2 separate regions of the Homo sapiens genome follow, and region 1 is linked to region 2. The links are chromatin loops, found by intact Hi-C in ENCODE. Cell type or tissue: natural killer cell. All regions are shown on one strand. Region 1 overlaps XYLT1 (xylosyltransferase 1). Region 2 overlaps XYLT1 (xylosyltransferase 1).

Region 1 (5,000 bases), 140 kb before region 2:
TTGGGGTGGGGAGAGAGAGAAAGAAATAGGCTCCTAATATTGCCATCCATGTGATTTCAGAACTGAGCTTCCCCAGAAGCTGCTAATAAATTATTTTTACTATGCAGAGGTACAAATGAATATGCTGCTGTCACCCCCTAAATCTCCTTTATGAGCATGTGTTTGCCTTGGCCCAACCTACTGGGGACAGGGGCTTCCGAGCAAGTTTTCATTGGCCAAGTTCCTGAAGGAGGCTGCCATCTTGAAGGTCTGCTCTCTGTAAGCTGCGGGTGCCCCACTGGCACTTCCTGTTTATGCCTGAGGTTGGCATGGCCTGCAGGACATCCAATGTCGATTGGAAGGCCACAGGAATCAAAGTGACAGCAGTGCCTACACTCAAGCTTTTGGAAAATGATTTCTGCAGCCTGGACTGAGAGCTGCTGTTCACAAGATGGAATGTACCCCTCTTGGCCATATACTTCAATAGGCCCTGACATTTTCTACCAAGTTTCAGGGTGGATATGCAAAAACCTCATCACTACCAACTTTCGCGTGCACTGTCATCATCCAGAAGGAAACTCTGGTCACTCCCTTTGGAGGCAGTGTATCCAATGTCCAGTTCTCCAACTGTTCAGAGCAAGAAGTAGGCCATGGAAATCATGGTGATCATGATATGCTACCAGGACACGATGGGCACCGTCCGATGAAGTTGTTATAAATGTATGCCCTGGAGTCACTCTTGAGGATCTGAAATCCAGCTCTACCACTTCCCAGCTGTGTGACCTAGGGAAAGTCGTTTACCCTCTCTGAGCCTTGCTTTCCTCCTACGTAAACTATCTATAATATCAAAACCTCGCAGGGCTAAAAAGATACGCTGACTTAACCAGTGCAAAGACACAGTTCAGAATAGTTAGCAGTTAATAAAAGGTAGCGGTTACCCACATCATTTCATGCGAACTCCTACAACGACTTTTCATACATTCATTCACAGATATTTACTGAGTGCCAAGTACATCTTAGGTGCTGGGGACATGTCTGTGAATAAGACAGACAGATGCCTGCTCCTATCGAGCTTATATTTTAATAGCATGAGACAGACAACCATCCTACCAACAACTCAATAAACAGATTCTATCACAATGTTGGGCATCTGTTATCTATTTTTATCTATTTTATTTTTATAATTTCAACTTTTATTTTAGATTCTGGGGATCCCTGTGCAGGTTAGTTGCATGTGTGTATTGTGTGATGCTGAAGTATGGAGTATGATTGACCACTTCACCCAGGTAGTGAGCGTAGTACCCAATGGTTAGTTTTCTAACCCTTGTCCCCCTCTAGAAGTTCTCGGTGTCTACTGTCACCACCTTTTTGCTTTTTGTTTTTCCAGACAAAGTCTCTGTCATCCAGGCTGGAGTGCAGTGGCGCGATCTCCAATCACTGCAACCTCTGCCTCCGGGGTTCAAGAGATTCTCCTGCCTCAGCCTCCTGAGTAGGTGGGATTACAGGGATGCACCACCACACCCAGCTAATTTTTGTATATTTAGTAGAGACGGGGTTTCACCATGTAGGCCAGGCTGTTCTCGAACTCCTGACCTCCTGTGATCCACCTGCCTCGGCCTCCCAAAGTGCTGGGATTACAGGGGTGAGCCCCCGGGTTCAACCTACTGTTTTCATCTTTATGTTCACGTGTACTCAATGTTTAGATCCTAATTCCAAGTGAGAACATGTGGTATGTAGTCTTCTGTTCCTGCGTCATTAATTTGCTTAGGATAATGGCCTCCAGCTGCATCCATGTTGCTGCAAAGGACCTGATTTTGTTCTTTTGTATTACCCACTGTTCCCAGATGTGGGAACTGAGGCTCACAGCGGTTATCTCAGCAGGTTTATGAGCCAGAGTTGTCCCACCCAGGAGAGTTTTGGAAGTGAGAGGAGCAACCAGCAAGAGAGGCCGGCTGCCTGGCTGACAGGTAAAAGCTTTGTTTCCTCCTCCTCCTGCCCCTCCTGCCATGATTGACAGAGTGAGACGCCTCCCTGCGAACATGAGGCATCTAGTTCGGGTAGACAGTTTGCTACTGGAGAAGTTCCTTATTCAAGGGGCTGAGCAGTAGTGGCACCTTTTCGTGTATGACCAGCCAGCCGTGCCCAGACTTCTGAAGTCTGGCTGGATTCAGACACCGAACTCCCTTTAGTCCTCAAAGGACCCATGAAACACCCAACACAAGGTGGTTCCAAGAGACCCGGTGGACCGCAGTTGTTCAGGCCACTAGATGGCTCTTTCTGTGAAATTTGCAGAGAGCAAGCCGGCAGCTGCACCTTGATACTGAAGCCGGGCTGCTTCCCTTTGGACAGTCAGGACGCATCTCCGAGAAGTTCTTCTTCATTGCCGCAGGTGGGTGGGTCACTACCTCTTCCTTTAAGGGGTATTCCCATTAAGGCTTTTCACTTCAGAGGAGTTTGACAAGGCGAGACTGGGATTTCCACACTGTCTACTAAATCAAAGTCATTGCCATCATGCAACTTTCTGCTAACTTTCCCAGCTTCAAGGGAAAAGTGGAGCTTCATGGAGCTCCACTTCATCATCTGTTGGCTTCACATCATCCCATCAGAGACAAGCTCCATATAACAGCATCTACTGTTTACCCAAGATTTTGCACGATTCTCTTGTTTCATCCTCCCATTTATCTTTGGTGGAGATATTATCCGATGAGATAGAAAAGTAAACTGTGGCACAGAAAGGGGGTTACATGACTCAGGCAAAGTCGCCCAGGAAGCAAGGGGCAAGGCTGGGATCCATCCTAGGTCTGATTCTGAAGCTTGTACTCTTCACTTTACAGCCTCATCTATGCACAGGGAAGATCCTCCTGAGCTCTGCAAGTGTCCAAACTTAGAATGGGCAACCAAGGCTGACTGTGAACATTTCCTTCCTGGTTGGGCTTTAGGAAGAGAAGCGAAATTTGCCTATTACCTCTACACACCTCCTGAGACCAGGAGAATCCTGGGTGACACCAGGCATTCAAGGATTTCATGATACAGTCTCTCCCTCCCTAATGCACCTTTCAGCGTTGCTACTGGGACAGCATTTCCTGTGCCTTTTTAAATTTAATCCTCTTCACAGCCCTCTCAAGAGGCAGCGCGGCTCTGTGATCAGGAGCATGAATGCTAAAGCCAGACTACCTGGGTTCTCAACTTAGCCGTGCCGTTTTGAAGCTGTGTGACCTTGGGCAGGTTTCCCAGCTGTAGCCAGCTCATGGAGTTGAAATGAGAATTAAGTCAATGTTGGGAAAACACTTAGGACAAGGCCTGGAACACAAATTGTAGCTGTTACTAGTATGATCATTAATAGTAGTATGTCCTTTTTCAACATTTGAGTAAACAGAGGCTCAGAGAGGTGAAGACACTTCCTTAAGGCCACACAGATCAGGGATTTAAGCCATAGCACCAGACCTGGGAGCCAAGCTAATATTCCCTCTCCAACACAGCCCCTTCAAGTCCCAGGCTGGAAGTGAGCTGCCCTTCTTAGCAGTGAAACACCTAGAAAATTGGCTGACAATTTATCGAGGGCGTCTTCAACAAGTGTGTCATTTTGGATACACTGTGGGCTAACTATTGGTGCAGAGAGTGGGCTGAGGGGTCAGCTTCTTCAGCATCTGGCTTCATCCATCTCTGGGTCATTGATGGCTTCTGTCAAGATGGCCAAAGAAGACCACGAGAGTCAGGCTAGGCCTCCTCCTCTGCATATTAATTACAGCCAAGGCAAAATGTGGCCACAGCAGCAGTTAGGGGACAACAGGACCCTGCAAGTCCTCAAGCAGTCAGGCAGAGGACACCTTGGGCACCCCGCCCTCTGCCCAGCACAATCTTCCGTGGCACTGCCGAGGACCTCAGCAAGATGCAGACCTCCAGGGATGTCAGCCTGTCTCCTCCTCTAGGTCTGTCCTCTTTCTGTCCCTCTGTTTGTCCCTCTCCCCTCTCTCAACCACCTCTCCATCATTCTGCAATCAACATCCTGCCCATGGTCAGGGATATCTAAAAAGCTATCCAGGCTGGGCGTGGTGGCTCATGCCTATAATCCCAGCATTTTGGGAGGCCAAGGCAGGCAGATGACTTGAGGTCAGGAGTTTGAGACCAGCCTGGACAACATGGCGAAACCTCGTCTCTAATAAAGCTACAAAAATTATCCAGGCATGGCGGCAGCACCTGTAATCCCAGATACTCGGGAGGCTGAGGTGGGTGAATCGCTTGAACCCAGGAGGAAGAGGTTGCAGTGAGCCAAGATCGTGCCACTGCACTCCAGCCTGGGTGACAGAGCAACACTCTGTGTCAAAATAAATAAATAAATAAAAAGCTATTCATCTTCTGAAGAATGGAGGTGGTCAGATTTTGTCTTATTTTCTGAAACATACTTCAATATTTTCCTAATACAAATATGTGTCAGATATAAAAAATTCCAATACAATCTAGATTTATGAAATAATTCAAAATGTATTAAAATGTACAGAAAAATAATACAGTGCCCTTCCATGTACCAATTTTGTTATGTTTTATTCAATTATTTAAAGAAATTAGACTTTGCAGAGACAACTGGGAAGTTCCTCCCAGCTTTCAACCACCATCTCCCAACCCAGAGGACACTTCTATCCTTCACATTCATGTATTTATATTTTTAGTTAATACGTATGTGTTCACATACAATGTATAGTGTTATTTTGTGTATCTGTAAGTTTGACAAAAGGGCACCGTGCTGTAAATATCTCCTTTGCGTTTGCTTGTGTCATTCAATATTAGCATTTCTACCCCCATCTCCTCTCTCCTTTTATTTTCTCTCTTCTCAATTCTTCTTCCCTCAGGTAACATGATGCAGAAGGAATGACAGCATTTAGTTCACCAATTCTCAGCCTTGCCTTCCCATTGGACTAATCTGGGAGCCTTCACAAAATGCAGATGCCCAGGTGCCCACACGGGAGATACTGGTTTAGTGGGTTGGGGCTGGGCCTGGGAATCACGATTTCTAAAAGCCCCCA
Region 2 (5,000 bases):
TTAGAGATAGCAAAGGGCTCAACCAGGAGCAAGCCTCTCACATGCAAACCAACAAACCCAGAGTCTATACCCCCTCAGCCATCACCATATCTAACTCTCACACACCAAGCCAATTTTCCCCCGCCCTAAACCAACCTGGGGCCAGGTAGCAGGCAGCTAGAGACCCCTCTAGAGCCCAAAGCCCTCCTGAAATTATTCAAGCCGGTCAATCCCAAACTGTTTGCCCTGCCTTGCCTCACCTTTCCTGTGGGAACCCCAGTAAAGGTTCTGGCCTAGATTTTCTCCTTACTCCTGTCTTCTGCCTCCAAACCAAAAAACCAGGGCCTCCTGCTGTGGCCCTGCAAGCATGCTGTGCCTCTTCTTTCTAGGGAAACTGAGTCACACTAAACTTTCAAGGGCATTGACCTCACTGTGATGTCACCCAGACATCTCTATTTATTTATTTGGTGGGCTTTATTTCTATTTATTTGACCTCGCTGTGTTGTCACCCAGACACCTTTATTTACTTATTCATTTATTTGGTGGGCTTCATTTATTTGTATTTATTTTTTAGAGACAGGGTCTTGCTCTATCACCCAGGCCAGAGTACAGTGGCACAATCATAGCTCACTACAGTCTCGACCTCCTGGGCTCAAGCAATCCTCCAGCTTTAGCCTCTGGAGTGGCTGGGACCACAGGTGCACACCACTATGCCTGGCTATCAGACATCTTTATAAATTAAGACCCAGGCACAAAACGAGACGGACCCGTGGATGAGTCTCCTTGTAAGCGCCTTGCTTTCTCCGCTTCCTCCCACACTCCACTGGGCACCCACAGGAAGCCCTGACACACATAATGAGAAATGAGCAAAAGGGCATTTCTGCAAAGGGAGATGAAAAACAAATCTTAGAGGAGTGGCGAGTGTCCTGGTTAAGGCTATGGAGCCAGGCAGCCTGGGTTTGCTTGAAGGTCACCCCTGCCACCACCTCCTCACTGTGTGTACCAGCGCAGCCCCTCACCACCCTCAACTGCCGTTTGCTCAGTTATGGAACGGGGACCAGGACAACACAAGATGCTGTGAGATTAAAGCGCATGAATACCCAACGGGGCCGGCATGTGGTGAGCACTGTGTGGACGGTAACTGCGATGATTCCTCACTCTGCCTTCTCCAAGGGAATCAGAACTGCAGACCCCCCGCAGAGAAAAACGATCACACCCTTTATTCAGCACTTCCCGCGTGTCTGACACACAGCACCCACAGCCTGGGGTATAAACACCAAAAACCACCCTCACAGGGGCGGAATGATGTTCATTCCCATTTTGCAGAAGGGAAAACTGAGGTTCAGAGAGGTTAAGCAGGTTTCCCCCAAAACACAAAGCTGGAATTGGTGCGTGCAGCCAGGATTTCTGACTCCAAAAACTCTCCTCTCCTCTCCCTACTTTCAATCTCCCCCATTTCTGATCCCCTCCCCTCCACTGCAACACATATATATTGAGTGCCTACTGTATGCGAAGAGCTGGTGCAGGAGTTGAGAACACAGCAGTGAGCAACACTGCTGGAATCCGAGTCTTTATGAATCCTACAGGCAGCAGGAAAGAGGTCATTGAGGGGTAATCTCAGAAATAAATGGAGGCCGGGCGCGGTGGCTCACGCCTGTAATCCCACCACTTTGGGAGGCCGAGGCGGGCGGATTGCCTAAGCTCAGGAGTTCAAGACCACCCTGGGCAACATGGTGAAACCCCATCTCCACTAAAAAATACAAAAAATTAGCTGGGTGTGGTGGCACGTGACTGTAGTCCCAGCTACTCAGGAGGCTGTGGCAGGAGAACCGCTTGAGTCCGGGAGGCAGAGGTTGCAGTGAGCTGAGATAGCACCATTGCACTCCAGCTTGGGCTACAGAGTGAGACTCTGTCTCAAAAAAAGGAAAAAAAAACCCACAGAAATAAATGGAGAGTTCAGATGGGGATGAGAGCTATGGAGGAAAAGGAGAAGCTGCTGTGGTGAGCAGGAATACGAGATTCCATTTGCTGTGCATGCAGTGTGTCAGACACACGGGAAGTGTTGAATAAAGGGTGTAATCATGGAATCAAATGGATCCCTGATCATGGATCAAGAATCACAGACAGCTTCTATGGGGAAGAACATTCTGGAAGGAACAGCAAGCATGAAGGTCCCCAAATGGGACAGGACTGGATATGTTTGAGGAACTACCAGAAAGTCAGTATGGCAGTGACACAGTGACAAGAGAAAAGCAGGCAATGAGAGGAGAGCAGAGGTCCTACCAAGCTCGGCCCTCCCGACAATTTGGGTTGGATCACTGTTTGCTGTGGCGCTGTCCTGCACTCTGTAGAATAAGATGTTTAGTGGCACCCCTGGTCTGTACCCACTAAATGCCTATACAGCTCCCGCCCTGTCCTGCCAACCAAAAATGTCTCCAGACATTGCCAGATAATGCACCCCACATCCCTTCCGGGATAAACTGTGAGACTCCACGGCGATGCTATTTCAGGGACAAAAAGAAGCCTGTGCTTATGGAACAGAAACTGGCCTTGCCACGACCTCATTAGTGGAGAGGATGGGCCCCACTCATTTGGGGGAATTATTTGGGGAAAAGTATAAACTCCCTAGCTCAGCAGACTGCGAGCTCCCCATGAAAGGCCATGTGTCCTGGTTCCTCACACGGGGCCTGAGATGCGAAAGCACAGAGGGTACCTGGGAGGGACTGAGAAAGGAGGGGACTGTGGGGTCCAGTGGGCACATCCCTATCACAATCAGCCTGTGCAGCTAGGAGGCTGCCACGCACATCGGCAGACTCTGGCTTTCAAAATGACCCTGGAGGAGCTGCGGCTCCTGCTGGCATGTCAATGTCAACAGCCTTTACCCTCCCCAGCTCCTGGAATGCTAGAATTTAGATTCTCAGTTCTGCGGGAGAGCAGGACAGATTTACGGAATTCTCAGCGGCTGCCTCCACCAGGGGTTGCCAGGGGCAAGCATCTGCACCGTGGTGAAACATCTCTTTGAACAAGGAAGTGAGAGTGAGCATGTGCATTAACTATCGGAGATGTGGGGGAGAGGAGGAAGCCATGCAAATGAGCACGGACAGCCAGCAGAGACGTTTAACCTTGGTGCTGCTAGAGTACCCACAAGTGCTAACGAGGTGGCTGGTGTTGCTTTAATAATCAAATAATAACCAGGCAATGGTTTAGATCCATTTTGGACCCTTCACAATTCCCAGGACTACACTTAACAGTTTGGTAAGACTTTATGGATAGCTTGCAAGTTTGAAGGCGTAACTTTGTAAGCTCAGTTTTGACCCTGGAGGAAGGAGGTCATGAGTAAGATAGGGACACCAAAAAGAAGTCAGGTGGTATGCTTTTTCCATTGACTCACAGTCATTTCCAGGAGAAAAGAAAACATCACTGTGCAAGGCTCTACTGACTCTCTTAATTTATCCTCACAACAGCCTCGTATAGTAAATATTATCCTATTTTACATGGGAGAAAAATGAAGTTTAGAAGCTTGGGAAATCTGGTCTTCATTATTTGGCTACTAACCCTTAGTTTCCATCACAATTCCCTCATTCTCTCAGCTCTAGTCTAGTCTGGATCCTTTTGCAGTCCTGCCCCAGGACCTTGGCACAGGTTGTTTCCTGTGCCTGGATTACTCTGACCTCCCTTCTTCACCTGGTTAACGCGACTTAACCTTCCCATTCCTGCTTGCTCATCTCCCAGAGCCTCCTCTGGGCTTTTTCCAGGCCAAACTACTCTAACAAAAGCTCTCTTAGCATCAAGACTGCTGCTTCTGCATCAGGACTCTTCAAAGTTACAATTTAACAAAGAAGCCGGCGTGTGCTAGTTCACCACCGTAGGCATATGCGTCAGATTCAAGATGGCTTCAAATTCTTTGACATGCCTTTATCGAAAGGTAGTGTCTTATTCCCCTCCTCTTGAAGCCAAGATGGCCTTACTGACTCAGCTGACCAATTGAATGCAGTGAAAGTGATGTTCTGGGAATTCTAAGCCTCAATGATAACATACATACCTTTGCAGCTCCTGCTGGACCTCTTAGAATATTTACTCTGGGGAAACTCCCTCTTGGAACCCAGCCACCATGTGGCAAGAAGCCCAAGACACACAGGATAGACCATGTCTGATGCAGCCAACAGCTCCAGCTGAGCTCCCCCCAACAACCCTCACCAACTGCCAGGCACGTGCATGAGACACCTTGAGCAACCACCACAGCCAAACCTTCAGATGATCACAGCCCACTCCATATGTGTCAGTAACATATGCAGAAATCCAAGAAAGAACCATCCAGCCACGTCTAGTCAGCCCACAAAACCTTGAGAGATGATACTAAAGCACTGTTTTAGTCATTACGTTAGAGAACTATTTGTTACACAGCAGTAGATGATCAGAACCCTGTAAGATCCAGCATAATGAACAGTTGTTCAGCTTGTACACACCTTAGGCAGCAGCTAGGACTAGATGCTTAATAAATATATTATTTATGGATTAGACAAAGAATGTAGTGTGTGAAAAGATTAAGGTGGAGGCTGGATTTATACCCGTTTATATAACTCCAAGTTCCTCCTCTCTTTTCTTTTTAACCATAGCCTAATGCTCCCTTAAAAACAATAAAACCATTTTATTTCCAGCCTATCATATTTGATGCAGGTTTGGGAGGAAGAATACAATATTCAGACAGAGCCATGTCACAACAAAATGGCAGCTTTGGTTGCTTGTCATGCCTGGAAAAAAGTTCAGAGTTAAAAAAAAAAGTAGCTTGAGGCTGGGTGTGGTAGCTTACACCTATAATCCTAGCACTTTTGGAGGCTAAGGTGGGTAGACTGCTTGAGCCTAGGAGTTTGAGACCAGCCTGGGCAATATGGCAAAACCCTGTCTCTACAAAAAATACAAAAATAAGCCATCCATGGTGGTGAATGCCTGTAGTCCCAGCTAGTTGGGAGTCTGAGGTGGGAGGCTCGCTTGAGACCTGGACATTGAGGCTGCAGAGAGCC

Evidence for each region. Hi-C counts contacts between places; a loop is a spot of excess contacts. Peaks named below come from ENCODE experiments on the same cell type or tissue, not always from the same donor. Only the 100,000 strongest peaks of a DNase experiment are listed, where the experiment ranks them.
Region 1: it touches region 2 in a loop (2.1-fold over the local background); 11 of 110 quality-filtered maps call a loop at or near these places.

Annotation. Positions count from the first base shown.
Region 1 is chr16:17,276,049-17,281,048 of GRCh38, forward strand. All of the region lies in intron 2 of XYLT1 (xylosyltransferase 1), which reads right to left. Among named protein-coding and RNA genes, the nearest start is that of XYLT1, 190 kb to the right of the region's middle. In natural killer cell, no CTCF peak of the experiment used is centred here; a DNase peak (open chromatin) is centred at 2,243.
Region 2 is chr16:17,413,797-17,418,796 of GRCh38, forward strand. All of the region lies in intron 1 of XYLT1 (xylosyltransferase 1), which reads right to left. Among named protein-coding and RNA genes, the nearest start is that of XYLT1, 55 kb to the right of the region's middle. In natural killer cell, a CTCF peak has its summit at 2,895; a DNase peak (open chromatin) is centred at 3,025; H3K4me3 peaks cover 435 bases; H3K27ac peaks cover 1,875 bases.